4 separate regions of the Mus musculus genome follow, and all the other regions are linked to region 2. Evidence: chromatin loops called from intact Hi-C (ENCODE). Cell type or tissue: heart. All regions are shown on one strand.

Region 1 (8,000 bases), 450 kb before region 2:
AGACAGAGAGGGAAGGACACATAGATATTATAATATACTTTACAAAGCTATATATAATAATAGTTAAAGATCTAAACAATCCATGAACCCTATAGAGAAGTTTATGAAGATAATCGGCAAAAAGAAATAGTGACAAATGAAACCATAGTGCCTTCTATAACAGCATGAAGACATTAAATATTGAGGCATTAAGTCATTAAGTCATCTATGTAAATAGATGCAGGATATACATGGGATTCGTTCATAAAACTATAAAACACCACTGTGAGAAGTAACCATTGGCTCCATTAAATGAAGAGGTACACCATGCTCAGCAAAGAGGAGACGATGTTGCTAGCCTGCTGGGTTTTCCCAGATTTAGAGATTCTAACAGATCCCAATGAACAATTTTAGTATCTGTTTTGTAGACATGAATATGTTGATTCTACAGTCCCTATAGGACACAGTATTGATGAGAAAAAGAAAGAGAACAAGGAGATAAAATAGAAAATTTAAAGTAGAGATGCAGGTATGCATAGGAGCTTCCACTTTTATATGGAGAAATCAGTTCGACTAAGATGCCCAACTGAAAAAAAATCTTAATGGATATGTGTGGGAATGACTATCTATATGTTAAAAAAAGACAAATTTTAATCCCAATCCGCTATGTGTATGTGTATGCATATATACACATTTCAAGACAGATCATAGATATAGATATATACACTCTAAGTAAAAATCTTCTAGAAGAAAATGTAAATGAATACTTCCATGATTTAGTGGTGTGTGTGTGTGGGGGGGCATTTTCCCAAACACAGAAAGTAATAACTATAAAAGAAAAATGTCCACAAATTGAAAACTGCTCATTAAAACACATTTTCAATAAAGCAGATTCAAAACTGGAAGAAAAATTTGCCAAATTTTAATAGAACAAAGACCTTTTGTTCAGGATATATGAGAAACTCTCACCAGTTAGTAATACATAGATGAGCAATGCGGTATGTGAAAGGGCAGAAGGTTGGGCGGTTCACAAAATACAGAATGATGGCTGACAGGGCATGAGAAGGTCTTACCACTCAGAGGGAGATACCAATCGAAGCCATGGGTAGATGATGCAACCATCCAGCAGTGAGAATGGAGGAAATGTAAAGAGCCATGGATGTCAAGGGATGAGATGAAACAACCTGAGTGTAAAAAGGACAGCCATCTTGGAAAAGCCTTGATATGTATATGTGTACATGTATATGTATACATATATACACAAATGTATAATTTAAAAGACATGGTCTCATAAGATTTGCATTTGGTATTTAACTAGAGAAATGGAAATATATGACCCCGAATGTCCTAGATAAGAATTTTCCCAATAGCTAAATACTAGAAACAACCCAGTTGCCCACCATGGAAGAAGGGATAAACTGTGGTACATTCATTCGTACAAGAGAACCGTACTGGAGCAAAAGCAGGAACACGGATTGATACGGACATCATCTGGAGGAATTCTACTAAGAGAGAAACCAGACACAAGTTACAGCATGCGCTCATTTATACAAAATTTCAGAATGGAAAATTAAGCATGGTGACAGACGTCCGACCTCTAGTTGCTTTATCTGAATGATGAATGAGAAGGGTTTCTGGGACAGCAGGCGTAGATTTTGACTGAGTTACCAGTTATGAGTTTGTCAGAAAAGATCAAACCACTTACTTAACACCACCCCATGCGTTTCCTGGTATGTAAATCTACCTCAGTACCAACAGATAACTGAAAGGTCACCCAGATCGTTAGCTACACATCTGGTGTGTTATTTTGTTCACACAGGAACAAATGGCAACGGCAGTCTCCTTTGTGTGTGTTTATTTACCCTTCCCACTGTCTGCTTAGATGCAACTGAATGTCAAATACAAATGCTACAATAAATAAGCCTGGCAGTTCTATAGTATAATCTATACAATTACTCTAAATACATATACAATAAAAAGTTGACAGTGGAGCAACTGAAAAGTGTTCTTTATACCAACAAAAGCTGGTAGAAGATGTTATTATCCAACTTGTGGCTTCAGTTGTCACCTGTAGTATCCAGCTTGCTGGCTTGCGAGGTCCCTAGGGGCACTGTAGCAGCCATCTCATGTCCACTAGGAAGTTCCAGCTTTGCCCTTTCTTATCCCTAGTTGTACCACAGGGACTGGCTCTTTTTAACTGCACACACTGGCGCTTTATGTAAGGATTTTATTTGAGAAGAAGGCTCTAATGTTAAAATTGGAAAAATTATGCCTAAATTTTCTTTCTAAAAATTTTTCTTCCCCCTTTGGATGTGTTCTGCTGTTTTACAGTGAGGATGGGTGGCTTAAATCACAATTTTTAAAAATAAGACCAACTTTGTAAAGGGACTGTAATTTTTTTGCAGTAAAGAGCAATGAGACCCCCTAACCAAGGTCAGACAAGCTGGCATGTGCTTGTGATCCTGCAGGAGGGTCAGAAGTTCAAGGTTATCTTGAACTGAACAGTTTAAGGTCGTGGCTGAGAAAAGAAAAGGAGGACTCTACAGTCACTGTGATTGCTGTAAACACACAACATAGACGACTTGAAGGCAAGGAAGGGTTTACTTAGGCTCCTGATTTCAGAGGTCTCGGGCCACAGTTGCTTGGCCCTGTGTTTGGACAGAACGCTATGGTGGTTGGGAGTTTTTGTGGTATATAGGAAGCCCATAGAGGAGGCTAAAGCGCCAGGGACAATATGTCCCTAAAGACCTGCCTCTCAGTGAGTCACTTCCTCCTGGTAGCTCCCTCCCCCTAAACATTCCAGAACTTTCCAAAATAACTGTATCAGCTCATGTCCAAACCCTCAGGCCTCACCACATGAACCTTTTTAGGGGAAGGAGGATATTTTCTATCCAAACTCCAACAATGTCTGATAGACCCCTAACCAGGGAGCTTTACTCTTCAGAGGATTCTGCTTTTGTGGACCAGTTACCTGATGGACATCTCTGTTGGGTTGTTCCCACCAACCACTCCCAGTCCCAGTCCCGGGCCCAGGCTACTGCGGTGATGCTTGAGCTATGCGGCACTACTGCTTTGAGTGACAGGTAGATCCAAGGTTGTCCTTATTGATGAGCCAAGAAAGTCAAGCCATTCCCCTCCCATTTACACAGATCGTGTTTGAGCGGAACTCAATGAAACCGGTTTCAGACGCTCCTCCATTAGGCTGAGAGAGTGAATGAGTTTCTACTTGCTGTGAGAAAATGGTCCTAAGTGATGTGCTCCCACTCAGTGTCTGTGCTCTGCTGTGGCTACAGACTGGCGGACACTAACACAGACCTAGAACCTACTTTTGAAAACAAGCCACAACTGTGAGCGCTGGACACCTGTTTGTAAACGAATGGCGAGAGTTAGCGTTAGGTACCAAGCTTGGCTGGACACAGGCACCCAGCTGTTTGAACATTATTCTGGTGCATCTGGGAGGCTATTTCTGGGAGGAGGTAAACATTTGACTGGGTAGACTGAGTCAGGGCATATTGTCCTCCTTATTATTATATAGTGCTTTTGATAACTACCACTATGGAGACCCCATTCATTAAGAGCATAAAGAAGCTGGGAAAAGGAAGAGGGAAAAACTCCTTCCTCCAGATGCACATCAGCCCATCCTGTGTCCTGAACACACATATTTACACTGCATTTGAAGCTTCAGTTCTACTTTTCCAGGCCTTGGATTCACACTGCCAGCTCTCTTATGTCTTAAGCTTGCAGACTTACATTGCAGACCTTGGGATTTGTTGGTCTCTATAACTGTACAAGCTAATGCCTCCTGATAAGTCTGTTTTCTTCAAACATATATGTACACACACATATATGTTATGATAAATATTACAGATACATGTATACAATATTTGAAATGTGTATAGAATATACATAATAATATAACAAGCTATACATCTACAAACATGAGAGGAGATATGGTGTATGCCTGTACTCACTGAAACAGTTTTCTCCCCTTTATCTGTAATAGTGGGAAGGGTTCTGAGAGAATTTCACTAAGGAAACATCCTCCTGATGTAACTGCATTCAGGTAAATTTAGAAGTCAACTATTTATTCAGAGAGGATCCCTAAGCCAAGAGGTGAGCTTTAAAGGAGGCAAATGCTGCAGTTTTGAAAATGGCCTGCAGAGGGCACCGTTAAAACAATCTGGTGGGAAAAGAAGTCCGCTCAACACAGAAGGGAAAGATCTGCCTTGTTGGCAGGACCTACTCACTTTCTAGACTCTAGATTTGGGCGATTTTCAGAATCTCAGCCATTTTTAATGTCATCGTTCTGCTCGCCTGGGTTTTGCAGCCTCCTCCTCCTCCTCCTCCTCCTCTCCCTTTTCTTCCTCCTTCTCTTCCTCCTCCTCCCCCTCTTCCTCTTCTTCCTCCTCCTTCTTTCTTTTTTCTTTTTGCTATTCCTTTTGTCTCCTTGGTAGTGGGAGGTGTGGGTGTCACGCTGCCCTTATTTGTGGCCACGGAAAGTAGAGATTGTTCAGCGAATACTTCTCAACACTGGCTTCAGATAGATAACTCTGGGGGGGGGGTCACAGGGTTACGAAGAGGAATAAGACACAGACCTCGTTTGTGAAAACTCTAAATCTAGTGGGCAAGAAATTCTGCTTAGACTTTTAATACAAAGCAGATGGCATACAAACAAATGACAATGTAGTTACATTCTCTTATATGGGAAGAGGGAAAGGACAGGATAAGTGAGGGACGAACAGCTGCCACCATAGCCTGCCTGCTGACAGAAGAACAGGGCTGTGGAGGCCAACGCAGGGAGCTCACTAACAATTGTGGGCCTGGCCATCACAACACAGGTAATGCAGTCTGGTAAGATGTCACCTGCGAGTGGATTGGCCTCAGCCTGGCTGGGGGCCGGGGGTTGAGCAAGGACTTGGGTGAAGAGAATAGGGGCTGGGTTGAAGAATTTGTGGTCACCTGGTAAAGAGCAGAAGTTAGAGGAGTGTTCACCATAACTGCCCTCTTGCCCATGTCTTTTTCCTTGGACACAGAGGCTCCCCACATTCTGCACAGGGCCTGCGGCAGAACTTTCTGCCTTTGACATAGCTGAGGTTCAAAATTTTCTCCCTTTTCCACACACTTGGAAGCTACAAACCATCCATCCAGCTATGGTGATTTTACAGGTGAATGTAGTTGCTTCCAATGAACTCATGTGACGCTCTGGGAAGGTTAAGTTCAAACTGAAGGCGTCCTAAAAGTATCGGTGAGGGCCAATTTCTTTTTCTCTTTCTTTCTTTCTTTCTTTCTTTCTTTCTTTCTTTCTTTCTTTCTTTCTTTCTTTCTTTCTTTCTTTCTTTCTTTCTTCCTTCCTTCCTTCCTTCCTTCCTTCCTTCCTTCCTTCCTTCCTTTCCTCCTCCTCCTCCTCCTCCTCCTCCTCCTCCTTCTTCTTCTTCTTCTTTTTCGAGACAGGGTTTCTCTGTATAGCCATGGCTGTCCTGGAACTCACTTTGTAGACCAGGTTGGCCTCGAACTCAGAAATCTGCCTGCCTCTGCCTCCCAAGTGCTGGGATTAAAGGCGTGTGACACCACCGCCCGGCTGAGGGCCAATTTCTAACTAAACGTATCTTCTTCCACGGAATACCTAGATCTCCCCAGCCCTGGGCTTCTATAGTGGATATAGTAACACTGTGAGCAATGCAAGGACTGTTCTGACCAACCTTCAAAATATCAACTAGAAAGAGGACCTGGGAGGGCATGAATGCCCTCAGTTGAGCCTCAGTGAAGGTGTTTTCCTCACAAGGGCCAGTTCAAGGCAGTTTTCAAACACATTAAACTGAACAATGAGGAAAGGAGTTGAGCCAGTAAGAATAAAAACAGAAGTCAAAAAATTACCACCTTCTAAGTTCAAATATAATAGAGCATCGGAAGTGTGAGAGTCGGGGAAACGGTTGGAAAACTAAGTAATTGTATCAAACACTGGACCAGGGACGGGATAGAAAGGATGTTTTTGTCCTGAGAATGAGCCCAACCGTGAATGGTTTCCTGAAGTTTATTGTGTAAGAACACTCATGATTTCAAAGCAGTCCAGTCATAGATTTTGTGCGGCTATAGGACCCTTGGCAAGAAAATCTCTCCTACTCTCTTAATGGATTTTATGAGATGGACCTTCCACAGATTTGTCAATTCCCAGTTCTTTGTGATTTCCCACACCAAATCAGACTTCTCGTTCAACTTTGAGTGAAAGGTTCCATTTGTCTTGACGGTGAAGAGTAAACACATTTTAAATGCCAATTCTCTTCATGCTTGATTTTTTTTTTTAATACAGCCTGAAGACTGACAGTAAAAGCAACAGTCCTGACAGGAGCGACCAGTAACTTTCAACAAATGCAGTCATTAGGGTCGTGTTTATACTCCTTGTCATCAGAGAAACATCTGCCTAACTAGATTTTTCTAACTATTTAAAGTCATAACCATCTGTCCCCACAAGATAACGTGCTCCACTTAAGTTCTAGAAGGACGTGGAACTGGAAACTTATATTTTCTGTCCTTAGAGGGATATGAAAACCGTGGCTTTCACTTTCTGTCAGAAGATGCCATTGGAGGTGCTGAGCATGGGACCAGATCTCAGCTTTGACTCTGGTAGCAAAGAGGTCTTGGGTAAGTCACCTCTGCTTCAATGTTTCCAAAAGAGAGGCAGTAACTGCTTCCTGGGATGAGTGTGAATATGAAACGTGTACACTGTTGGGCCCAGAGTGTCTGAGCTATCATGTCCTGAGGAACTTTGCTAATGGGGAGAGTGAGAATACTATTTAGCTGGAAAGCAGCCTTTAGCCGTTCAGCCGTGAAATGGGCCTGGTGTCAACAGACAGCATCGTAAGCAAGCCAGTCCTCATCCTGGCAAGCTTAGTAACACGGAAAGTTGGGGGTGGAATTCTGCAAAATGGTGACCACAGAAGCCAAAGGAAAGAGACTGGGAGAGTGGGTGAACAGAGATGTGGCCATAACACCTTTCGGCTCATACATTCATAAGGACTAGAACAGTTTCCTGAGCTGCTGGCTAAGGAGTAACACCACGAATTGTTGGTAGAAATGCTTAAAGACCCATGTTAGAAAATGATGAACACTCCTTTCTAGTCTATTGGATACGAAGTGGTCAGAAACTTCCTTTTAAAGTACAGGTTTTAATGGTTCAGTAGAGCCCTTTGCTATCTTCAGGGGCCTGTTTTGATTCTCTGAGATGGCTGTTTATACGTTAGGACAAATGGACCCTACCCAAGTCTTAGGATCCAGATTCAGGTAACTCATGCTAGCAAAACTGGAAAAATGGCGGTGTTTTAAGTTTTGTCTTAACAGGACATATCTGTCAGGGTGAGGAGGAAATCCAAGACAACTCTGAGCCCACCTTTCAGGGCCACCCACTGTTTGGCACTCTTTAGAGTGCATCCTAAAAATGGCAACCATCTGGCTAGCCTGGTGTTGCCCTCAGTCTTACTCCTTATCTTACCTCAAAGCATCCTGGGCCTGCAAGCCATCACCATTAACATGGGATAAATATTAGATTTGTCACTTAGCACCCATCCTGCCTGGCTTCTCTTCAGCCTGTCCCATTGTGAGGTAGGAGCCTCTAACCAATCTAGGCTTAACACTATCTTGTCCCAAGCAGAACAACAAGATTCCTGCTACCTCTGAGAACAGACCCCCCACCCCCACCCGCCGCCGCCAATCTGGCCTACGAGAGGAAGGAATCACTGGTCAAATACACAGTTTACTCCCTGGACTACCTTCATTCAATCGTATGATCCAGTGAATTTCAGCATTATGGTATTATGGTTATCAAGCTCTCTACCACAGAGCTACATCCTGCAGCTCAGGAAGGCCTTGAACTTATGCCCCTCACCCCCGGCCTCTTCCTTATCTTGTGAATGATAGGCCTGTGTTAACTGACCTGGCTCAGAGGAACGATTCCCGACATATAAATTACACCTGTCATATTTCAATTCAACCAGTGAATTGAACCAGACATTTGGCGACAGATCTAA
Region 2 (8,000 bases):
TGAGATTCATCCAATCACTTAATTATAATCCTCAAAGAAAGACAGGAAACCAGCTGGGCAAACTCCAAACTCTGCATCTCCATGGCTGATGTCAAAGTGGTCTTCAGATCTCCACTCCTTTTTCATCTTTGTTGACTGCAACAAACTGCTTTCTCCTGTGCTGGTTCCACTCCCTGTTAGCAGCGTTCCTCAGCATGTATCCCATGGCTCTGGCATCTTTAACATCTTTGAGTCTCCAAGGCAATTTCTATGTTACAGCTTCTTGTTTCTGTGTCTGGGATTCCACTTGATCTTTTGGACTCCTCCTAAGGGCTGGCATCACTTTTCCAGTTCTGCCCTCTGTAGCACTCTAAGCTCAGGTTGATCCACTCCACTACAGCTCCTGTTCTTGGTGATCATCCCATGGTACTGTCATCTCCAATACACTGGGGTGTTCCACTCTAACTAGGCTTCACCAATAGCTTCTCATAGGCTCTCTTCATGGTGCCAAACCTCAAATCCTTTGCATGACCCCTTCAGTCCTAGGCCATCAACTACAGCTGAGGCTACACCTTCTCCAATGGCCTTCCATGACTTCTCACAGTGCCAAGCCTCAGCTGTTCTTCATGACACCTTCATGCCTTCAAAACCAGTACCACCTGGGTGACTCTTACACATTGCCAAGTCCAGCTGCAGCACAAGATACAACTTTGGCTATCTCTGGAACATAGCTTCTTTGTGCTCCCAGAAAACAATTCCCAGAAGAGTTCACATCAGTGATGCTGATCTCTTCTTAATCATTGCTAATTTCTTAGCTCCAGCTGACCAGCATCAATTGTACCAGTTCTTTCCATTCTTAACTCTAGAGTCAGAGCCACATGGCTGAAGTTGCCGAGTTCTGCTGCTTGCAGGAACTAGAACATGACCCCCTTTGTCTATTACATTATCACTGGCTTTATGTTTTTCAAATCTTTCACTGCCTAAGCTTGGCTATCCTGGATCTTGCTTTGTAGATTGACCTTGAAGGCAGAGATCAACATGCCTGTCTCCTAGGATTAAAGGTGTGTACCACCACGCCTGGATCTAAATTTAGGTGGGTAGGATCTTGCCCCAAGGTCCCACTCCATTAATCTGTTATCTCCTAGAACACAGGATTTTGCTCCATTTCACTTCCTGGTACCCCTTTAATACTTGAACCATATATTTTATATTTCTCCTTTCTACACTTGCTATGCTTGTTCAAACTTCTCTTCATAAGACTTAACCAGAGAACAAAGTCTCTGTTGGGCTTTTTTGAAACTTCCTTTGTCAATGCAATTAATCTGAGTCTCTTCACCTTAGCCTCAGGCAGACTTTTCAGACAAGGGCAAAAAGTAGCCACATTCTTCACCAAAATACCACAAAAACAGTCTTTTTTTGGAGACAGGGTTTCTCTGTATAGCCCTGGCTGTCCTAGAACTCACTCTGTAGACCAGGCTGGCCTCAAACTCAGAAATCCACCTGCCTCTGCCTCCCAAGTGCTGGGATTAAAGGCGTGTGCCACCATGTCCGGCTGGTGGCACACACCTTTAATCTGGGCTACACCTTCTGCTGGAGACTATATAAAGACATTGGAAGAAGGAAGGCTCTGTCTCTCTTATTTGCCTGTTTGCCGTGTTGAACTGAGCAACTGCTAGATCCTTGGACTTCCATTCACAGCTGCTGCTGACCATTGTTGGGAGTTGGACTGCAGACTGTAAGTCATCAATAAAGTCGTTTACTATATAGAGACTATATCCGTAAGTTCTGGGACTCTAGAGAACCCTGACTAATACACTAGATTTCTGGTTCTTTGGTGGAAGCAAGCATTGTAACTTGTCAAGATCTAACAGATTTTGTAACTTGCTGCAGTCAAAAGATGTTTGTTTTGTTATGTGTTGTTGTTGTTGTTGTTTTAAATCTCAGAGTGACTAAGAAAACCTGAGGCTTTCCTGTCTTTACAAGTCAGGAAAGGTAGGCACCTCGAGTGAGGCAGGACTTGAGATGAAGCCTCTAATGTGGAGGCTTTGGGCTACATCTTGAGAGTCAATTGATTTTTGTCCAATGCACTCATTATGTAAGATCCCACCCATAAAGTCATCCAAGCAGCCCCAGAATAAACAAAAGCATCACTATAGTGACTCCCATGCTAAGAGATGTGGTTTAAAGTATCACCCAAAGGTTCATGTGTTACAAGCTCAGCCTTTAGGTGTGAACATTTGAGAGGGTAGGACCCAGTAGGAGGTCTGAGAGTAAACAGCTGTGTTCTCAGAAGGGTTTGTGGAACAAGGTGCTCTGGCTTCCTGCTTGGCTTTCTGATCTGGCTCCCCTGAGCCTCTTTCCTGCCATGAGGTCCTCACCCAGAGCTGAGCTTGGTTCTCCCAGATGGTGAAAGACATAAAGGGCCTCGTTCTTACGAAGTTAGCCTCCCGATGTTACTTTGTCCCAAGGATGAAAACTGAACAAACACAGTAACCACCCACAGCTGCATGCTTCATGCTTCTCAGACCCGGAATTGGGACTGATTCCATCCATCCATGGCTTGAAGGGTGCGGCTCTGCCCTAGCACAGTTTTCACCTTTGCAAGGAAACAGTCATTTTCCTTGGCCCTTTAAAGTGCATGTTCCACACCTAGGCTTGGGTTACATTTGCTTATTTTCCCAGCATTTAAGAAGCTGAACCAGGAGGATTGTAAGTTCAAGACTAACATGAACTTCATAATGAGTTCAACACAGCTTAGGTTCCACAATGAAAAAATTCTGCCTTGATTTAAAATAATAATAATAATAATAATAATAATAATAATAATAATAAAGACCTGTCATTAGGAATAATTCTGCCCATACTGCAGTTTGAACTAATTCTAAATTCTTTTTTAACCTCTAGTCAAAAGTTAAGAACCAAGCCTTTTTGTTTGTTTGTTTGTTTTTGTATTTTTGTTTTTTGGAGACAGGGTTTCTCTGTGTAGCCCTGGCTGTCCTGGAACTCACTCTGTAGACCAGGATGGCCTCGAACTCAGAAATCTGCCTGCCTCTGCCTCCCAAGTGCTGGGATTAAAGGCATGTGCCACCACTGCCCGGCAAACCAAGCCTTTTCTAATGGTTTCCTTTCATCAGAATGAGTTTTCAAATCAAGAACCCTGGGACTTTTCTCTCTCCCCTTCCCCAATTACAGAGTTTCCTTTCCAGCCCCGTTAGACATTACCTTGGTTTATTGTCTTCGCCCTTCATTCCCCACTCATCTCCTGAGGGAACTCTGGGACCTCTGTGTTTATATCTCTATTAGCTTTTCAAGTCTCCCTTCACCAGAGACACTTGTAGTGCAATAACTCAATTATTTCAAGGGAGATTGGGAAGGAAAGCGCTAGCAGCGAAGACAGTGTGTGAAGTGCAGATAGTGTAACTGGCTTGGAAGTTTTGTAAGGAGAGCTCACCCTAGGACAACCTTCCTAATGCTGCGACCCCTGCCACCACCACCCCCACCCTTAACACAGTTCCTCATGTCATGGTGACCCCCCCAACTATAAAATTATTTTCACTGCTACTTCATAACTGTAATTTTGCTACTGTCACAAATCATAATGTAAGTATCTGTGTTTTTCAAAGGTCTTAGACCAACCACCCCTGTGAAGGGATCAGTCAGGCTCCCTCTGAGGGGGGGGCGAGACCCACAGGTTGAGAACCACTAGTCTAGGGTTTGTTTGAAATGGAAACTGACCTGAAAGGCTGTGGGGGCTCCATTCACTATTTTCCATCTCACCCCAGTATAGGGGTAGGCTACAGCAAGCTGTGGAACTAAAGCTCAGACTCAGCTCCCAAGCAGCCTTTTCCAGGGCTTAGCGATTTCCATGCTAATTGCAATTCCAGAAGCCAACACAGCACAAAGCCACAAAGCCGGGCGAAGGAAACGGAGCCTGTTAAAAGTGGAGGGAAATCCTTTACTTTGCACAGAGAGTATGCAATCCTGGCAGTCGTTTTCAGCTCTTGATAAGACAATGATGCTTCTGAGTTAAAAAACGTAATATGTTTATTAATTTATTTATCTTTTATCTATGTGTGCACAAGTCGAGATCAGGAGACAACTCTCAGGAGTGCGATCTTCGCCTTTCACCATGTGAGTCAGGATAGAACTTGTGCGGTCAGTTTGCCAGCAAGCATCTTCATCCTCTGGGCCATCTTGCCAGTCCCAATGAGTCCTCTTAATGCTATATTCATAAGAAACGGGTGATGAGGATGAACAGCAGCTGCCCCTTGATGCCAGGAGAGAAACCTAAGGAATCCAGAGTGTGGACAGCTAGAGAGCACAAGCCCCATCTAGTGGGGAGAGTGGGAACCCTGTGGGAACACTGGTTTGTGTGACCAGTTATTTCATTTGTGTATGTTAACACACAGACACACACACACACACACACACAAACCTATACACTTCTTGTTGTTTAGAGACAATGTCTCACTATAGAGTTCATGCTGGCCTTGAACTTGCAGTCCTCCAGTTTCAACCTCCCAAGTGCTGGGATTACAGGCATATACCACCACATCTGGTTATTACCAGATTTGGGGTGCTTTTTGTTGTTGTTGTTGTTGTTGTTTTGGTTTTTGGTTTTGTTGTGTTGTCAAGAACTAGATATTGCCGGGAGTGGTGGCGCACACCTTTAATCCCAGCACTTGGGAGGCAGAGGCAGGTGTATTTCTGAGTTCGAGGCCAGCCTGGTCTACACAGTGAGTTCCAGGGCTACACAGAGAAACCCTGTCTCAAAAAAACAAAAAACAACAAAAAAAAACAAAACAAAACAAAACAAAAAGAACTAGATATTTATTTGCATCCATCTGGCTGCTAGATATTGTTTCTTTTGGTTTTTGTCATTTTTTTTTTAACACTCAAGGTAAGCTAGCACCAACTCCAGGTAGGTTTCCTCAAAGCAGCACAAGATTGAAGCATTTGCTATACAGGACTGTTTAGAAACTATGTTCTGCTCAGCTGAATATTTGCATACATAAAGTCACTAGAGGGTTTACAATTGATTTGAAACATATATTGCTCTGGTTTGATTTCCGTTGCTGGTCAGTCAGGAGAGGCTGTCCTGAGTTCAAAAATACTCTGCAAAAATAAATAAGCAAAATATAAAGTGTTCAACTACATTAGAAAATTTGTTGTCTTTAAAAATATTTGAGCCGGTCGTGGTGGCGCACGTCTTTAATCCCAGCACTTGGGAGGCAGAGGCAGGTGGATTTCTGAGTTCGAGGCCAGCCTGGTCTACAAAGTGAGTTCCAGGACAGCCAGGGCTATACAGAAAAACCCTGTCTCAAAAATAAATAAATAAATAAATAAATAAATAAATAAATAAATAAATTTGATTAAGACTGGAGCTGCAGCTGGTGGCGGCGTCAGTGGCAGCGGCGGTGGCACCGGGGGCGGTGACCGGCGTTGGTTTCCCTCCTCGGCACCCAAGTGGGGATACTCCCTAACCCCCTAAGAGGTCGTGGCTAATTTTTTTTCCCATTTTTTTTTTCTTTAGGCGATTCTCGAGGATTTTAGCTGCGAGAGGAGTGCCCCCCTCCTCCTGCTCTCCTGCCTCTTACTTCTGGATCGGTTTTGTTGAGAGATTTTTTTTTTTTTTTTTTTTTTTTTTGCCCCACTCTTGGAAGGTGACTTGGGTCACCCTCCGGGTCTCAGTTGTTTTGTTTATTTATTTTTTCTTTTTTTAATTTTATTTTTCCTTTTTTTTTTTATCTCGTTCCTTCTTGTTTGTGTTGTGTGTGGAAATGGCATACTCGGCAAACACAAACACCGTGCCTAAATTGTACAGATCTGTGATTGAAGATGTTATTAATGACGTACGAGACATTTTTCTGAATGATGGGGTGGATGAACAGGTCCTGACGGAACTAAAAGCTTTGTGGGAGAAAAACCTACTGCAGTCTAGGGCAGTAGATGGATTTCGTTCAGAAGAACAGCAGCTTTTGTTGCAAGTTCAGCAGCAGCAGCAGCAACAGCATTACCACCACCAGCACCAGCAAGCACAACTTCAGCAAACGGTACCTCAGCAAGCACAGACCCAGCAGGTCCTTATTCCTGCATCCCAGCAAGCTACAGCACCACAAGTTATTGTTCCTGATTCTAAGCTGCTACAACATATGAATGCATCAAGTATTCCGAGTGCTGCTGCTACAGCTGCTACCTTGGCGCTCCCTGCAGGAGTGACTCCTGTTCAGCTACTAACAAATTCAAGCCAGCTGCTTCAGGTGGTCAGAGCAGCCAATGGTGCCCAGTATATCTTGCAGCCTCAGCAGTCGGTTGTTCTACAACAAGTTATACCACAAATGCAGCCTGGTGGAGTCCAAGTGCCTGTTATCCAGCAGGTCCTAGCCCCACTTCCTGGAAGGATGTCACCACAGATGGGTGTCATCATCCAGCCACAGCAAATCTTATTTCCAGGAAATAAGACTCAGGTCATTCCTACAACAGTGGCAGCACCCGCCCCGGCACAAGCGCCGATGCCTGCAGCCGGACAGCAGCAGCCACAGGCCCAGCCTGCCCAACAGCAAGCTCCGCTGGTGCTGCAAGTTGATGGAACAGGGGATACATCTTCTGAGGAAGATGAAGATGAAGATGAAGAAGAAGACTATGATGATGAGGAGGAAGAAGATAAAGAGAAAGATGGAGCTGAAGATGGGCAGGTGGAAGAAGAGCCCCTCAACAGTGACGATGACTTAAGTGACGAGGAAGGGCAGGAACCCTTTGACACAGAAAATGTTGTTGTCTGCCAGTATGATAAGATACACAGAAGTAAAAATAAATGGAAATTTCATCTCAAGGATGGCGTTATGAATCTTAACGGAAGAGATTATATATTTTCCAAAGCCTTGGAGATGCAGAGTGGTGAAGAGTTGCTCCTTTCCTCTTATAAATGAGACAAAGACTTAAAAAGTTAAAATGGACGGTTTGAAACTTGGGACATCTATCAGCCAAAACTTCACTTCTGCATGTCAGAAAGGCGCAGTAGAAGCAAAGCTCCTGGAGCAGAGCTAGGCCTTGACCACATAGACACTACTTCAGACCGGCAAGCCGTGGAACTGTAGCACCTGGGGTTGCTGGGCGGGGGGAGGGGTTGGTGTAGGAAAACTGTAACTGTCGATTTTAAATACAGGAACCTGCCATTGGTAATTAGCATGTAAAGCTTTGTCTATATTTGTTTCTCCAAGTTGGGCTCAATCAGAAGATATTTGTTGGAATGACCCGAAGAATTACCCTTTTGATAGACTGAACTGAAATTGCTTACTGTATGTGGTTATATTTGGTAAAAATTGCGTGTGAGCTTTTTTCAGAAGGGCAAGAATTATGGTGTTGAATTTTAATTCACTTGTATAAGAAAATTTAAAACTCATAATAGGTCTTAAACACATTTTTACTTGTCACTCTCCTCAGTACTCATACCTCTCGCGTCCCTGCTGGCTGAACATCTACGCAAGATTTAAAGAAAAGGATCGATGGGCACAGCTTGGAGACGAGGTTGACCCAGGGATGGATGCTTGGTTTAATTAGGTTTTCCTGCTTGTTAAACGTAACTTAAAGACTTGGGTCTTACCTAGGTTGACTAGAATTAAAGTGACAGCTTAATTTCTGTACAGAAAAACTGCTCAGTCCCACTCTATAAGAGGAAACCCCAAATGGGCTCTCAGGAATCTGTTTTCATCTCACAAAGGTCCCATGGAGCTGCAGTTGTACAGCACATGTGAGATGTGGAGGTTTTCCTTCTGGGCTGCGTGTGTGCTTACTGTGCCTGAGTCTGTGTGAGCCCTGGGATGAGAGTCTGTGCGTTGGTCTAAGCATAAGGGCAAGGGATGAGGACTGGATTTTTATTAAACAATTTAGTAATTATAAAAGTTTCTTGTGTTTACTAGTAAAGGATTTTTAAAATTATTTTAATTTAACAAAATTTTTTTTTAAAACTTTGTAATTTGAGGGGAAAGTAAGTTTGAGGGTGGAGGGGGTAGAGGAAAGTG
Region 3 (8,000 bases), 200 kb before region 2:
TCTGACTCCTTTCAAACTCCCTAGTAGATAAACAGGCTGAGAAAGAAATTAGGGAAACAACACCCTTCTCAATAGTCACAAATAATATAAAATACTTTGGCGTGACTCTAACTAAGGAAGTGAAAGATCTGTATGATAAGAACTTCAAGTCTCTAAAGAAAGAAATTAAATAAGATCTCAGAAGATGGAAAGATCTCTCATGCTCATGGATTGGCAGGATCAATATAGTAAAAATGGCTATCTTGCCAAAAGCAATCTACAGATTCAATGCAATCCCCATCAAAATTCCAACTCAATTTTTCAATGAATTAGAAAGGGCAATCTGCAAATTCCTCTGGAATAACAAAAAACCTAGGATAGCAAAAACTCTTCTCAATGTTAAACGAACCTCTGGTGGAATCACCATGCCTGACCTAAAGCTGTACTACAGAGCAATTGTGATAAAAACTGCATGGTACTGGTATAGCGACAGACAAGTAGGCCAATGGAATAGAATTGAAGACCCAGAAATGAACCCACACACCTATGGTCACTTGATCTTTGACAAGGGAGCTAAAATCACCCAGTGGGAAAAAAGACAGCATTTTCAATAAATGGTGCTGGCACAACTGGCGGTTAACATGTAGAAGAATGTGAATTGATCCATTCCTATCTCCTTGTACTAAGGTCAAATCTAAGTGGATCAAGGAACTCCACATAAAACCAGAGACAGTGAAACTTATAGAGGAGAAAGTGGGGAAAAGCCTCAAAGATGTGGGCACAGGGGAAAAGTTCCTGAATAGAAAAGCAATGGCTTGTGCTGTAAGATCGAGAATCGACAAATGGGACCTCATAAAATAGCAAAGATTATGCAAGGCAAAAGACACCGTCAATAAGACAAAAAGGCCACCAACAGATTGGGAAAGGATCTTTACCTATCCTAAATCAGATAGGGGACTAATATCCAATATATATAAAGAACTCAAGAAGGTAGACTCCAGAAAATCAAATAACCCCATTAAAAAAAATGGGGCTCAGAGCTAAACAAAGAATTCTCACCTGAGGAATACCGAATGGCTGAGAAGCACCTGAAAAAAATGTTCAGCATCCTTAATCATCAGGGAAATGCAAATCAAAACAACCCTGAGATTCTACCTCACACCAGTCAGAATGGCTAAGATCAAAAATCCAGGTGACAGCAGATGCTGGCGAGGATGTGGAGAAAGAGGAACACTCCTCCATTGTTGGTGGGATTGAAAGCTTGTACAACCTCTCTGGAAATCAGTCTGGCGGTTCCTCAGAAAATTGGACATAGTGCTACCGGAGGATCCCACAATACCTCTCCTGGGCATATATCCAGAAGATGTTTCAACTGGTAAGAAGGACACAGGCTCCACTATGTTCATAGCAGCCTTATTTATAATAGCCAGAAGCTGGAAAGAACCCAGATGCACCTCAACAGAGGAATGGATACAGAAAGTGTGGTACATTTACACAAGGGAATACTACTCAGCTATTAAAAAGAATGAATTTATGAAATTCCTAGGCAAATGGATGGAACTGGAGAGCATCATCCTGAGTGAGGTAACACATTCACAAAAGAACTCACATGATATGTACTCTCTGATAAGTGGATATTAGCCCAGAAACTTAGAATACCCAAGATATAAGATACAATTTGAGAAACACATGAAACTCAAGAAGAATGAAGAAGACCAAAGTGTGGATACTTTGCCCCTTCTTAGAATTGGGAACAAAACACCCATGGAAGGAGTTACAGAGACAAAGTTTGGGCTGAGACGAAAGGATGGACCATCTAGAGACTGCCATACCCAGAGATCCATCCCATAATCAGCCTCCAAACGTTGACACCATTGCATACACTAGCAAGATTTTGCTGAAAGGACCCTGATATAGCTGTCTCTTGTGAGACTATGCCAGGGCCTAGCAAACACAGAAGTGGATGCTCACAGTCAGCTATTGGATGGATCACAGGGCCCCCAATGGAAGAGCTAGAGAAAGTACCCAAGGAGGTGGGGGGATCTGCAACCCTATAGGTGGAACAACAATATGATCTAATCAGTACCCCCTGGAGCTCGTGTGGAGCTCGTGTCTGTAGCTGCATATGTATCAGAAGATGGCCTAGTCGGCCATCAGTGGAAAGAGAGGCCCCTTGGTCGTGCAAGCTTTATATGTCTCAGTACAGGGGAATGCCAGGGCCAAGAAGTGGGAGTGAGTGGGTGGGGGAGTAGGTGGGGGAGGGTATGGGGGGCTTTTGGGATAGCATTGGAAATGTAAATGAAATAAATACCTAATTAAAAAAATTCAAAAAAAGAAATCAAAATTCTATAATTACTAAAAATGTCACTACAGATCTATTCATTTGATTAACCCTGTACAATTCGGTGTTCACCTAACAAAGACCTGAGCCTAACATGCAGAGATAGTGGCATAGCAGTGTTGAAGGAGATGCTCACACACTGGTCTCAACCACACGGGGAAGGTGGCTCTTACTGGTTCAAGGAAAAGTCCAGCCACTCTGCTCCTTTGCCTCTTCTCATCCTGGCAAAGCGATAGTGCTCCAGTTCTATGTAGACTTAACCCACCTTCTCTCAGTGTCCTTCCTACCAGATGTGCTTAGGGAAGGACACGTGTGCTCTCTCCAGCATCACTGTCCCCGATCTGGGCATTCTGAATCTCCATCACCTTCCATTAGTTTTCTGAGTGCCGAGAAGCCTTGGGCTAAGTATTTAATCTTTTGCAGTTCTTCGAGAATGGCTGAGAGCTGAGCGAATCTTCTAACTCTAAAGTGAACAGCAGGATTCCATATCTATATGACTTGGCTTCGCATTACCTGAATTTCTTTAGATTGTGGTCCCTGGATCCCACTGCCTGGGCCACATTAGGCTGCATTATTCATAAACTGTGATGCAGATTACTCTATGGCCTATGGGCACGGAGCCCTGGACCAGGGCCCTCTCTGTGTCACCCACTTGGTCTCTGCTTCTCTTGAAAAGCTGAGTAAACCTGCCAAGCTGGTTTATCTTCACTCCTTTGTGGGCCTACCCTGAGAATTCCACTTAGAAACCACAGACACGGACCCGAAATCCACAGGGCTACCAGATACTTAACCCCGAGACACCGAGAGCTGGGCACAAATCTGCACGTGGTTTTGGGAGGAGTTTCAGAGAAAGCAGAGAAACAACAAGGTATGTGCCATCTTGGAGGACCAGCAATGGCTCACAAGGAATCCACCCAGCTAGCCTAGCTAGAATTCACTTCCAAGAATATAGCCCTAAAGGAAAGCCTTCTGTAAGAATACTGTGTGCCTGTAAATTTGACCTAAATAAGAACAGTTGGTGCCTGTCACACAGCTGAGTTCTCTATGCACAGTCAACCTGTGATGGACCCTGATGGACACGTAGGAGAACAGTTTGTCTCTCCCATCTGCCATAGTCAGGGCCTCATTTGCTCCTGCTCTAGGAAGGCACCACCTGGTGGTCACTACCAGAAATGACAACACGCACTTTGCCAAAACTTTCCACCTCTCCAACTACCACACTTTACATTCATTCAACAAAATTCTCCTGAGCCCTTATCATGGGCCAGAGAGTGTGGGAGGTACAGAGACACCAGTAAGATAAGACTCGGTGGCAGGATGCAGAGAGCTTATCGCCAGCGCAACTGAGCCAAGAAGACAGAAGAGTAAGGTCTAACTTGGACCACATCCTTGGTATCCCAGCCTTCTATTAAAGCCCCTCTTTTGCCTGAGAAGAATTATTAGCACAAATGGCTCTCCTTTCTACCTTATTCCTCCCACCGCTGTCATCAATCTTCCCAGTCATTGCCAACCAGGGCCCTTTCCAGTTTTAAATCAACTGTCTTGCTAGGTCTTTCCCCAAGGAAACCTAAAATGACAGGGGCCCTGCATTCTTTATTTTCACTGGAGTTTTAACCCCCTCTGAAGGCGTCTCCTCTCACTCTTACGCTCTCCTTTCCTCCCTCAAAGAAGCAGGTGGGTGGTCAAGACACAAGGGACCCCCACTCTCATCAGAACTCTGATTTCGACATCCTGTGACACATTCTAGTGAACCCACTCCTTTTAATCTGTGGGGATGATCTGACTAATGTAAGGAAATAGCCACATTTTAAATAGAGTCCCTAATAATGACTCAGACGGGCGTCTGGACAGGGTTCATGCCATTGTGAATCCGAAAATGAGTCGCAGCTATTAAAAAAAGGAAATTGGCTTTCTTGCGTAGCTGGAGGCAATTTAGAAGAAGGAGCTCTAGCGAATGGGTTTGGAGCCCTGGCGAGTGCTCATGAAATGAGTTTCTGTGTCCTAAGTCCACTGCTTAGGAAAGTTGTTCTCTTCAAGGTGTCCAAGTTTTCTCAGCAGGTAAGATCACGGGTATAATAAGAACACTAAGGGTACCAATGAGAAAGATGGGTTGATACAGTGAGAGCCATGGGTACTTGGGGGCCAAGGGCATCCTCTAAAGTTGAAATTGCCCTCAAACAGGGAAGCCACCCTTTCCAGTGGAATGTGGAGGCTGGAGTCACAGACTGGCATGGAGGAAAGAAAGAAAGGATATGGGGCGTGAGCCAGGATAGATGTAGTGTGAGCTAGGGTAGATGGGGGCATGAGCTGGGATAGGAAGCAGGTGTGAGCTTAGAAGAAGCAACTGCTCTGACTTTTCACCTGCATCCCCAAATGTGCTCTCCCAATATCCCTTCCCGAGATAAACTATCACCCGGAAGCCCCAGCCCCCAAAGACACTTTCCAGCCAGGCCTCCTCTCCTCCTCAGATCCCATGTCACTCCTTGGCACCATCTGCTTGTTTGCTGATGGGTTGATAGACTGCCTGCAAGGGGGATGGCTGTGTGCTGCTTGCTTCCCATCCCTGTACCTAAAACAGTTGCTGGCACACAGTAGCTGCTTAATAAACACCAGTTGTTATTATCGGCACACTTTGCACAGAGCCTAGAAACTTGAGGCTGACTCCATAAACATTAGTATTTATAGGTGAGTATCTCCAGAAACTAGCAAAAGGAGGAAGGCAGCTGGGCGGCACCGAACCTCGGAGAACAGTCTGTGACTTGCCAGCAAAAGGAAGAAAAATGAGGGGATCAAGCAGAGTCACAGAGATTAATAAGTGTGGCCCCCTCTGAGACAGAGCTAAGCCCAGCCAGCTGGAGAGGTCTCCCTCCACAGTATGGAGCCCCGGACCTGTCCAACTGGCAGCACAGAAAACAGCGCAGTGAGGTTAAGACCGTTCATCCTGGGAGAGGCCAGAAGTACTGAAGGGAGAGGGGAAAGGGGAGGTACTTAGGCTAAGTCAGTGTTTGGCTACCAGAAATACACTGCCAGGCAATGGCCTCTTCAGCCCCATCTTTCCCTTCTCCTCTTGTCTGACTGTTTGGAAATGCAGATTCTGGCAGAGTTCGTAAAAGTCCGCTTGGCTGGGAGACGTATAATTGACTGTTCCAGATAGACTAGAATCACAGGCTGGGCTCACTCAGTACACAGACCTGCTGAGCACTGAGAAGATTCTGAGCAAAAGCACGGATGCAGCTTCCAGAGATATACGCCACCAGGAGGGTTGGAGTCCCACCCCTTCTCAGCCTCTCAGCCTGTCCTGGGTCCACCAAGCCATGACTGCCCACGAGCTTTCTCCTAGGCCCATCAGGTAGCACATGAGAGTCCAGACCATTCTTTTAAACATCAAGCAAAAATCCCCATGACTATCTTTTAGTCCTAATTAAGATGCTGCTAAATTAGATCAGGAACAAGGGAAAGCTGTAGTAATGTACCCTGGAGCATGCCCTCAATCATTAACTGATAGTAAAATGCCAGTGACTTCAGCCCTGATTCAAAAAGTATAACCGTTAATTTCATTTTTACCAAAGCTCAGCCTTGATTTCAGTGTATAAGCAAATAAATCAAGAGAGGCTAGAAAAGCCTTCCACGAACTACATGCCTGCCAATGTGCCTTTAAAACATATCTCAGCAGAAACCAGCATAATCCCTACCTACAGTCTAAGCAGCTGTCCTTATACTGGCAGATAAATGTAGTCTTCACCCCTCCTCAAGGAAACTTCTCTTTGCTACAAACAGAGGCTATTATAGAAAACCACAGCCAATCAAAATGCAGAGTTGTGGAGCCCAGTGCCACCTGATACATCTACAGTTCAGGGGTCATTGCAGAAGAGGAGGCACAAAGACTGGAGGAGCCAGAGGATCAGGGAGTTTGCTGTGAGACTGTGTCTCCTAGGAATGTCAGAAGCTACACCCCAGAAAGTCTCACCAATGTAGCCGCCTAAATGTGGTCTGAACAGAGATGACACCAACAGACAACAGGCACTCCCAAGTGGACAGGGGAAAGGCCGAGGGCCTCCGTGCTAGAAAAAGAACTGCAGGCAACTAAGGGATGCTGAAAGGGGGAGAAAGCGTTTTTCCCCAGGGAACATCAATTAGTTATCCAAATGCATGTGGTAATTTCATATTTAGTACTCTTTCTGTCTCTGTCTCTGTCTCTGTCTTTCTGCTCTGTCTCTTTCACTGTCTGTCTCTGTTTCTCTCTGTCTTTCTCTCCTCTCCTCTCCTCTCCTCTCCTCTCCTCTCCTCTCCTCTCCTCTCCTCTCCTCTCCTCTCCTCTCCTCTCCCCTCCCCTCCCCTCCCCTCCCCTCCCCTCCCCTCCCCTCCCCTCCCCTCCCCTCTCCTTCCCCCTCCCCCTCCCCCCCTCTCTGTCTCATGCACGTATGCACAGCACATGTACACACTGGCATATAGCAGATCCCTATTAATTCCTGCCCGGTCTCCCTTGCTCAGAAGAAAGTACTAGTGGTTTGTCTTTGTTCCCTTACACGCCCACCACTTTTCAGACTTTTCTTGAATTTAAATCCACACAAAAATGCAATTTCTCACAGAGGAATATTATCATTATGCCATCTTGAATCGGCCAGATGAGACTAGCATGTTTTGGTTTTGTTCTGAATGTTGGGATTGCACTCAGAGGGCAGCATCTCATCCCAGCAACACAGTGAGCTGAGACAACAACGCCACACAGCCCCAAGGCGCGTGCAATATCACATCAGGGTTCTAACTCATAGCCGAACTTGAAAGCAAGAAGAAGCCCCTAGATGCCAGATACACAGCGACAACTAAAGTCTAACCCAGAACACACAATATATCTGTGGATCACCCTTGGATAGAAGGGTTCACTGCAGGGGAAAAGAGAATAGAAGAAATTCAGATTCCATAGAAGCAGGGACTTCCAACAGCAGGCAGGAAGAGAAGCCGAGCCTATGGGGACTGCCCAAGGCCCAAGGCTGTTGTCCAAGGCCCTTTCAAGGAGAAACAAGTCCATGGGCTGGAAGAGGCTGAAACTATCTCTCATTAGCCCACTCCTAGCCTGTCTCTGTCCGAGAATGAAGTCAGACAACTTTTCAGCAAAGAGCACTCTGACCTGTACCCCTTGACTACTGTGGGTTTGTGGAAGTGTGGGTACCAATGTAGGCTTCCCGTACAGCTCAGTAATACCCACCACGAGAAAGCAGCACAGAAACTGGTGCTGGGCATGGAAGAACTGGAGTGAAACTCACAAGATCCGTGCTATAGACAATTCCTAAAGAGAAGCCAGTCCTACTAAGCACACCCATGAGAAAAGTCACACTATGCAAGAGGGTCCTGGCCTTGAAAACTAGAACTAACAGAATAGTGTAAAAGAATATAATTGTGTTTAAAGTTAAAAAAAACTAATTTCAAATGCTAAATTACATTTGATAAAATTCAACAATAATTCACTACCTTTTAAAGTAACAAAACAACAAGCAATGCTTCATACAAATCTAGGAATATAAGAACATTTTCTCACCCCAATAAAGGGCACTGTGAGTAAGCTATAGGAGGCGTTATCTGTGGTGGTACAGTGTGATCAACAACCCTGTTATTATAGCAAGGCGTGTGTTGAGGATGGCAGTTGCTTGGTTCAACACTTTGTGTGTGTGTGTGAGGGGGT
Region 4 (8,000 bases), 120 kb before region 2:
TGGAAACAAAGTTGTTGACAGGTAAGTACCGGGGAACCTGGTTGCTTACAGGAATGGGAAGACTTTGGCTCCAAAAGGGTTATTGGTCTCATATAGTCAGCGGAGTCAGAGATTTGTTGAAAGTGTAAATTCACAGGCTAACTCCGGGCGGAGTGAGCCAGAACCTCTTCAAACAGACCATTCTCATCGAAAGTCAAAGCAACACACAGGTCATAAACTCATTGAGCTAAATCTGAAAGTCCCTGCCCTTCCAGAAGAGTTACAGACAAACTGCAGCCACAACTCAGGTCTCCCACCTGAATAGCGGCCCACGTTGGAAAGGGTGGGGCGCCCCATCCCAGCTCCTCCCCAGTCCCAGTTCCTTTCAGCTGGAAGCTCGAACTCTGCCTTCCAAAGGATAGAGGACTATGTTTGAAAATAAGGACCGAAAATGAACACTGCAGCCTGATCCTACTGAAATCACCTAAGATATTAGCAATTCTTTCCCAAGCATTCGACAAGACAGAACTTCAATTTATGAGATTTGAAAATCCAGAGGTAAGAGAGGGGGGCCCCATGAAGACTTACCAAGCTTAACACCTGGAGGAATGTATGGCAACAGCTGTGTCAGCGTCTGTGGGACATTGCAGAGAGTCTTTCTTTTCCCCAAATTGTTTCCAATAGGTGAATGATACGTCTCTAATCACGAGGGGAAAGTAAAACTGTTTTGTTTTTTGTTTTTGCTTTTGACCATTTTCTACCCATATCATTCTGCGGAAAGGTTTATTTTGTATTTCTATTCCTTTCTATATGGCAGGACAGATAGTATTAGAGTAATTATTTATATGGCACCATATGTTACAATGAAGATGAACTTCATTAAATGAATTCTCCCAGACGCCCTGAAAATAAACAAGGAGGTTAAATGCATACTGAGGTTCAAAGCACCAAGAATTAAGACTAGCTGGGGAGCTAAAGGAAAAAAATTAATCCCAGTATTGAGCCCTCTGAGAGCATCCCTTTTGAAAAGAAAAAGAAAAAAAAATGTGGTAGACAGCTTCTCTCTTTTATCTCCATGTTTAACCCCTGGAATGTGCAGGACCTCAGAGAATAAAAACATATGAGAGAAAACCAGAAACAAAGGGATCAGAATGATCTTGCCTTCACACACACACACACACACACACACACACACACACACACACACACACGTCCATTCATGTGGGACAGTAAGATCTTGAAATTTACTGGCAAATTCCATTGCCCAATGAGTCTTTTTCCCCATAAGTGTTTGCTGATTTAGAAAAAAAAATTATGTTGGTTATCTGATTTCATAAATCATAAATAAACAAATAAGTCTCATTTAAAGAGACCTCGAAGCCACACAGGCATCCTTTTCCTGTCAGATTTGATGTGACGAATTGATAGCTTCAAAGAAAAACGTTTTACTGAAAGTCTCTCAGCAGAATAAGCTCAGTGAATGTTAACTGAAATTTCAGAAGGTGAATGAAGAGCAAAGTTAAGACTATGGAAAGAAAAACACCTTCACCGGAATACCTCCCGACAGCTGACATTTCTAAACTCTACAGCTGCTTTAGGGAAGGAAGGAGTTAGTGGAAGGAAGCTTTCCCCACACTGGAGCTTACAGTGCCCAAGATCACCTCGGTAGCTACACGATTTAGATTAACAGCCCTAGCAGCGAAAGAACTCAAACAATTTATCATCTCTGCAGTACCCGTGCATAAAGGCTTTGGCTTACAAAGGTGTGTCTGTGGGAACTGTCCTGTTTCCCTCTGTTCTCCACTTTGAAGGGATACGTCCCTTCTAATGCAAAGTAAGTTCAGAGCAAGAATAAATATAGAAGTCACAGAAACTTTCAGGCAGCCCAGATCCAACTCCACACAATTGCCCATCTACCTAGTTGTGAAACTGACTTGTGGGAGCCTTGTTTATAGTGTACTATCCTCGGACAGCAAAGGGCTTCGACGCATCGCGCACATACTGGCAACCCATCCTCTAACAGCCTGATAAACACCAACCCAGGTCTTACTCTCCCATTCTCCCTGGAGAGAAAAAGATGAAATGGTGGGCTTTAACCTCCTCCTGGTTGCCTTTCAAGTTTTCCTTTAGGGCTGCTAAAGGGCTTTTATCAGAACTTACCTACAGGTCCAGTTTCTAAGCAGGCACTGATGCTGCGAGAATAATTCCAAACCAACGAGATTCAAAACATGTTCAATTTATTTGCAGACTTAGAAATGCCACTGTCTCCGTGAGAGAGAAAACGCACCCACTTTGTCAAATTAAAAAAGAATGAAAACCCGCAGCTTTTCCTCTGAACAAATTTAAATTTTCTGGGTCACTTCCCTCATCACACTTTTTAAGCAGCCTGACCTGCTCAGAAAAGCCTATACCTACCGTCTGTGAAAGCAACTCCCAAGCCTCAGACCTCACCACCCGCCCCTGCGGTCCTCACCTCACCACGGAGCCTCGCCCTTTCAACCCACAAATCGGGAGCTTATTCTCAGGAAAAGTTGCTGGAGGTAGATTCCCCCACCTGCGCTCTCCGAGCGGATGGCTGGGAAGAAGAGAAAGCCTTCGGGGCCCCGCACGCCCTCCAGGCCCAGGCTCGGAGCGCGTCCCACCCCAAAGCCGGGAAGGCGATTTCCACGCAGACCTGCACCCATCCCACACAAGTCCGCATGCCAGCTCGCCGAGTCACTTACGTAAGCTCGCCCTGCACAGTCCCAAACTGCAGACACACACCCGCACCTGTCACGCATCCGAAATGGACAAGCGCCCACCCCCGAGGAATGCAAGCCACACAGATCGGGGCGCGGGTGCGGCTTCCATTCCTTTTCCTCCGGGTTCTTTTCTTGTCCCTTTTTTGTCCAACTACAATTACCTTAGCAACCAAAGAATTGTCTCGACTCGCTCCGGCGTCTCAGTTTCTCCTAAAGCCCGGCTGGCGCCCGGCTCATGATAAGGCTGGGGAACCCGGGAGTCGCCAGCTCTCGGGGGGTGGAGGAGCGGCCAAATCTGTCCGGGCACTGCTCTCCCGAGTGTCGCCTTCTCCTCCTCTTCCACCTTCTTGGTGCCACTCTACGAGGCGGCGACCGCAGGGGGCTCAGCGAGCACACTGTACAGCTCCGGACCCGGGAGGAGGCGCGGCGGGTCTCATGGTGCCAGGGCGCGGGGCTCCCGGGGTGTTTCCCTCGCCCCTCGCTGGTCCGGACCGGAACCGCCCCCTCGGCGCCCGCAGCAACAGGGACCCCGGGGCGCCCCCGGGCGGAGTTCTTGGCCACCCGGTGGGGGCCGATCGCCAAGGAGCTGCCCGGAGTCGCGCAGCCCAGGCGCTCGGCTCGGCCGCTGCCGCAGCGGCGCCCGCTGTCGGGGACCCAGAGCAGCTGCAGCCTCGCGCCGCGCACCTGGGCGCCCGCACCTGGCCTGAGCCACGCGCTATGAGCGGGACCCTGACACCTGAGCACGTTCTTAGGTCGCCGCCGCCAGGCTCACCTGTCCCGGCGCCGCCCGGGGTACGGATCAGGCCCTGTGCAGCAAGCGAGGAAAAAAATAATCTGCAGATTCCAGGCAACCGAGCAGCTACCTAGAAAACTGAGGGACTGTGTTAAACAAGCCAAGGCTCCTCTCCTTGCTGCCAGGATGACCGTGTACTGAAACTTTAGTGGCGCCAAGGTGCTCACGATTCTGGCCTGAGGTGCTGTCCCGGTAGCTTTTGAATCCCTCACTGACGTGGGGCTGGCGCCCTCTAAATTAAAATGAGCCAGTGCGTTCGTCAGAGATATTGTTGCTAATCTCGTGGTTTTATTTATTCAACGTTTACACCACACAGCGTTGGGAGCGCTTTGTGGTTGATACTATCTTGAAACAATACAAAAGGGAATCTAAGGGGGAAACTATGCACAATATCCTTGGGCAAGAAGAGAAGCTTTGACATTCAAATGAACAAGGGTAACTTGAATGGACATTTTAACCTGAGAGTCCTGAAACGTGATTTTTGATGACTTATGACTGGGTTGCAGATGTAGCTCACCTAATATAGTGCTTTCCCCAGCACTGAGTAAACCCCGACAGAGATGGTATCCACCTGTAATACTCAGGGGCTGGAAGCAGAAAGAACAGAAGTTCGAGGCCAGCTTTGGCTACTTAGGGAGTCCGTGAGTCACACTGGACTACATGAAGGCCTGTCTCAAATTATTTTAGGGAACTGTAGTTGGAGGTAGGACAAGGTGGTTGGTACTAAATAGTTACCAGTAGATGTGTATGTATGTCAATGTTACCAACACCAATAATAAATCAGTAATTTATACTTTAGTGTATTAATCACAGAAAAAAATAAATAAATTACTCCAAGTCATTGGGGATGAATGATCTGGACTCTTCATCTTTATGGCTCTGGGGGTGAAAATTTAAAGTTTCCTTGGCAATATGCATGTTTGTCAACACTGCTGTGCATAAATATGCAAATAACAAAGAACATCAGTTAAAGGTAAATAGATTCTTCTGAATGTAAATCCATTCTTCTAAAATGGCAGATTGTTAAAGATGGCTTCTGATTGAGCGAGGCCCGAGGACAAGGCTGCTAACTCAGAAGGTGGCCTTGGGTAGGATCCAACCCCTGTAAATAACACCTATAACCATGGATTTCTATAATATACTGATTCAAGAAAATAGACATGTCTGTGTTGTTTCCTCACATAAAGCTAGTGTGCTAGCCACACTAAGAGTGACCTGTTTTTAGGAACTGTACTCTGAAGTCTGAAGGGGTCAGTGAGTGTAAGTTGGAGATAAGATGTGCCTAGGAACCCTGTGTGTGCCCTATTGGTAGGGGTAAGCACTTTAAGTCAGAGGTGGGACCCAGTAGAAGGAAGCTGGGTCCATGGAGGGGTCCCACTGAAGGGTGTATGATGAGACTAGCTCCTCCCTCAGTCTCCACGCAGTATACAGGTCTCCTACCAGCATCCTCCAAGACAGTAGCTTGAAGCACAAGACCAAAAAACCATAGGCTAAAAATCTCTGAAACTTGACGCCAAAAGAAGTCTTTCCTTCTTGTAAATTGTTTGTCTCCAGTATTTTGCCACTGGGAAGAGAAAGTGCCTAATACACAGTCATTTGTTACTTATTCACAGATGGTTGGAAACTAGGAACACCCAAATAAAGTGAACAAACGAACTAGTCTGTCCACCTGCTCGTGTAATGTGTTTTGTAATTCAATATGACTTCAGAAGAGATGGCTTAAAAAGATACACTGAGGTATAATTGTTCTCTTCGCCAAGATGAACAACAAAGACTTTGTCTTCATTTAATTTTATGTGTATGGATGTTTTGCCTGCATGTATGTGTACCCTGTGTGTGCAATACCAGCTGGAGGCCAGAAGAGGTGACAGATCCCCTGGGACCAGAGTTAGAGCTGGTTGTGAGCCAGAATGAGGGTTCTTGGAACCAAATTCAGCACCTCTGGAAAAGATGCTCTTAACCGCCGAGTCATCTCTCTAGCCCCTAAAGACTCATCACTTTTGACAAGTGTCCCTCACAGGTTTCCTTGAAGTATTATCTCATCATTAACTGAGATAAAAAGACAGTCTCTCTGCACACTACTCAGTGAATATATACAATTTCACTCTGCATATCACACTGTGAATATGTACAATCCCACTCTGCCTGTTTCCATTAGCCAACCTCGTATTCCTGAAGGCCTTGCTACACAGAACAATCTTTCCAGAAACTCTAAAGTATAAAATAAATATAGTAATGTATAAAATCCTGAATCTTTTCATCACTTCATTACCAGATGAGGGGCTACAGCTAAGCCTGTGATAGAATTGCCATTGGGACATCTCTGTTAACTTCATTTTAATAACTTCATTAAGAGCAAAGATAGAACAGTTGCATGTACACGCCTCTGAAACATTTAGAGGCTGTGGGTTTGTGGAGGGCAATGAGTTTGAGTATGAGATAACCCACATCTTGGGTTATGGATTTGTTATATTTAACAGTACATGTTACATATCCATCTCAACTTTCCTTCAGTGTGTGTTATGTGTAGTTTGTTATTTGGGGGGGGGGGGTGATATGTGCAATGTATGTTTGTATATGTGAGTACAAATGGACACCACAGTGTGTCTATGGAGGTCAGAGGAAAACCTTGGGTGTTAGTGTTTCTCCCACTTCACTTGAGACAGGGTCTCCTGGTTGTTCGAAGCTGTGTTCACAAGGCCTGCAAGCTTCCAGAGATTCTCCTATCTCTGTTTCCCGTCTCCTGCAGAAACACAAGGATTGCAGGCACACACTATCCTGCCTGGCTTACATGGGTCGGGAGAATTCAAATGTCGTCACAAATGTGCACCCACTGAGCCATCTCCCTGGCTTATGTATGTAGTCTTTCATCCTGATAGCTAAGGACCATGTTATTTCCATTTTGACAAAGACAGGAACTTGATTTTGAGTCACCTTTTCCTCATGGTGCATCCTGAAAAAACAAACAAACAAACAAGTGTTCTCATAGTGTGTAAGGTACTGCAGCCAAGCCTGATGACCTAAGTTGGATCCCCAGAATCCACATGGTGGAAAGAAAAGACTGATTCCAGTAAGTTATTCTCTGTCTAACCTCCACATAGTATCCCGTGCTCACACGCATGCGCGCACACACACACACACACACACACACACACACACACACACGATAAGCAAACACATTTGTTTTTAAGTTTTAGAAATGTCTGTTTAAAGGCCACAGCCTCGGCACCATGGTGGGAGGCAGGAGGTGCTGACTGGAACTTGGCAATAGCGAGTCTTGATCTCTGCCTCAGAATAGATTAACCCAAATTTCTGGCAGTGGAGACTCAAGGATCTACTTTTGACCAAGAATTTTTAAGCTGCAGCTTGTGGGCGTTCCCTTAAGAGACCACTCATCATTTTCTATTGCTGTTGTTAATATTAACCATATTAGGAGGCGGACCGTGGCAAGCAAACTCAAAATTATATAGGCTGGGGGTTTCCTCTTTCTAGTGTTAGTCTGTGATCTGCAGTCTCAAACCCCCAGTGTCTGGGAACAAATGTGTTTATATCTTAGTGCTGGGTGGTTACGTTTTGGGACTTGGAAGTGATGTCATGTCAAAGTAAAGTTTGTATTTACAAAGTTCCAAAACTTAATAGTCAGGAGCCAGGGAGATGTGCTCCAACTACTAGACACAGGGCAAAAATTACATCAGCAATAACAAACTTTTAAAAAGCTAAACAAGACTAAAATAACCATGGAATGCTGTTTATAGAAGCAGTTAAGAACCACGGGCCTCACTCAGGGACTTCCCAGACCCTTTGGCAGGGGCTATGCCTGCTAGAACCTTGTAGTCAGAGCAGTAAGAGATAGGCTATGCCCTGGGCGTTAGACAACTTCCCTGGACTGGAAATCTCTGTTCCTCTCTTTAGGTTCTGGGATTCTCACAGGTGGCCATAGTTACAGGGATATTGAATAATGGGTTTTCTTTTAAAATTATATTTGCTTACATTTGTGCTTAGATTGATCCCCCTATCTCAGTGTGTGTGTGTGTGTGTGTGTGTGTGTGTACGTGTGCATATAGCTATGGCTATTCTGGGTTATATGCATGCAAAAAGAAAAGACAACCCGTTTCTAATGCTGACTGTGCAAGCTAAAGTCATCACAATGATATGGTACTTGCATAAAATCTGACTCATGGCTAATGGTACACACAGAATGCCAAGAAACAAGTCTAACAATGGACGGCCAACTAATTTTTTACAAGGAACCAGCAAACCCCACAGAGAATACACAATCTATTTAATTAATGGTTCTGAGAAAAGTTGGAGATTCTCACACAAAAGAATGAAGCCAGGTCCCTTTCTGCCAGCACACACAAGCATCAGCTTGGAGTGGGCTTAGCACCAGAACAGGAGACGTGAAGGGGAGATCCTAATACATCCTAAAGAGATGCATTAAACCAGGCAATGCTTTTACAGTGCTCAAGCCCCAAATCAGATGACAA

What was found. Peaks named below come from ENCODE experiments on the same cell type or tissue, not always from the same donor. Only the 100,000 strongest peaks of a DNase experiment are listed, where the experiment ranks them.
Region 1: it touches region 2 in a loop (7-fold over the local background); 16 of 42 quality-filtered maps call a loop at or near these places.
Region 3: it touches region 2 in a loop (15-fold over the local background); 6 of 42 quality-filtered maps call a loop at or near these places.
Region 4: it touches region 2 in a loop (2.1-fold over the local background); 6 of 42 quality-filtered maps call a loop at or near these places.

What each region holds. Positions count from the first base shown.
Region 1 is chr12:82,942,863-82,950,862 of GRCm38, reverse strand. The region is part of intron 2 of Rgs6 (regulator of G-protein signaling 6); the gene reads right to left. Among named protein-coding and RNA genes, the nearest start is that of 1700085C21Rik, 7.7 kb to the right of the region's middle. In heart, a CTCF peak has its summit at 4,132 (motif pointing right); a DNase peak (open chromatin) is centred at 4,172; H3K27ac peaks cover 1,203 bases.
Region 2 is chr12:82,494,297-82,502,296 of GRCm38, reverse strand. It overlaps the pseudogene Gm5435. Among named protein-coding and RNA genes, the nearest start is that of Gm31064, 20 kb to the right of the region's middle. In heart, a CTCF peak has its summit at 4,322; no DNase peak of the experiment used is centred here; H3K27ac peaks cover 198 bases.
Region 3 is chr12:82,696,571-82,704,570 of GRCm38, reverse strand. The region is part of intron 2 of Rgs6 (regulator of G-protein signaling 6); the gene reads right to left. Among named protein-coding and RNA genes, the nearest start is that of Gm22149, 72 kb to the left of the region's middle. In heart, a CTCF peak has its summit at 3,480 (motif pointing left); no DNase peak of the experiment used is centred here; H3K27ac peaks cover 964 bases.
Region 4 is chr12:82,612,265-82,620,264 of GRCm38, reverse strand. Rgs6 (regulator of G-protein signaling 6) reads right to left here and starts at 3,340. Exons shown (of 17, transcript NM_015812.4): 1 at 2,882-3,340. In heart, a CTCF peak has its summit at 3,370; a DNase peak (open chromatin) is centred at 6,774; H3K4me3 peaks cover 2,418 bases; H3K27ac peaks cover 1,413 bases.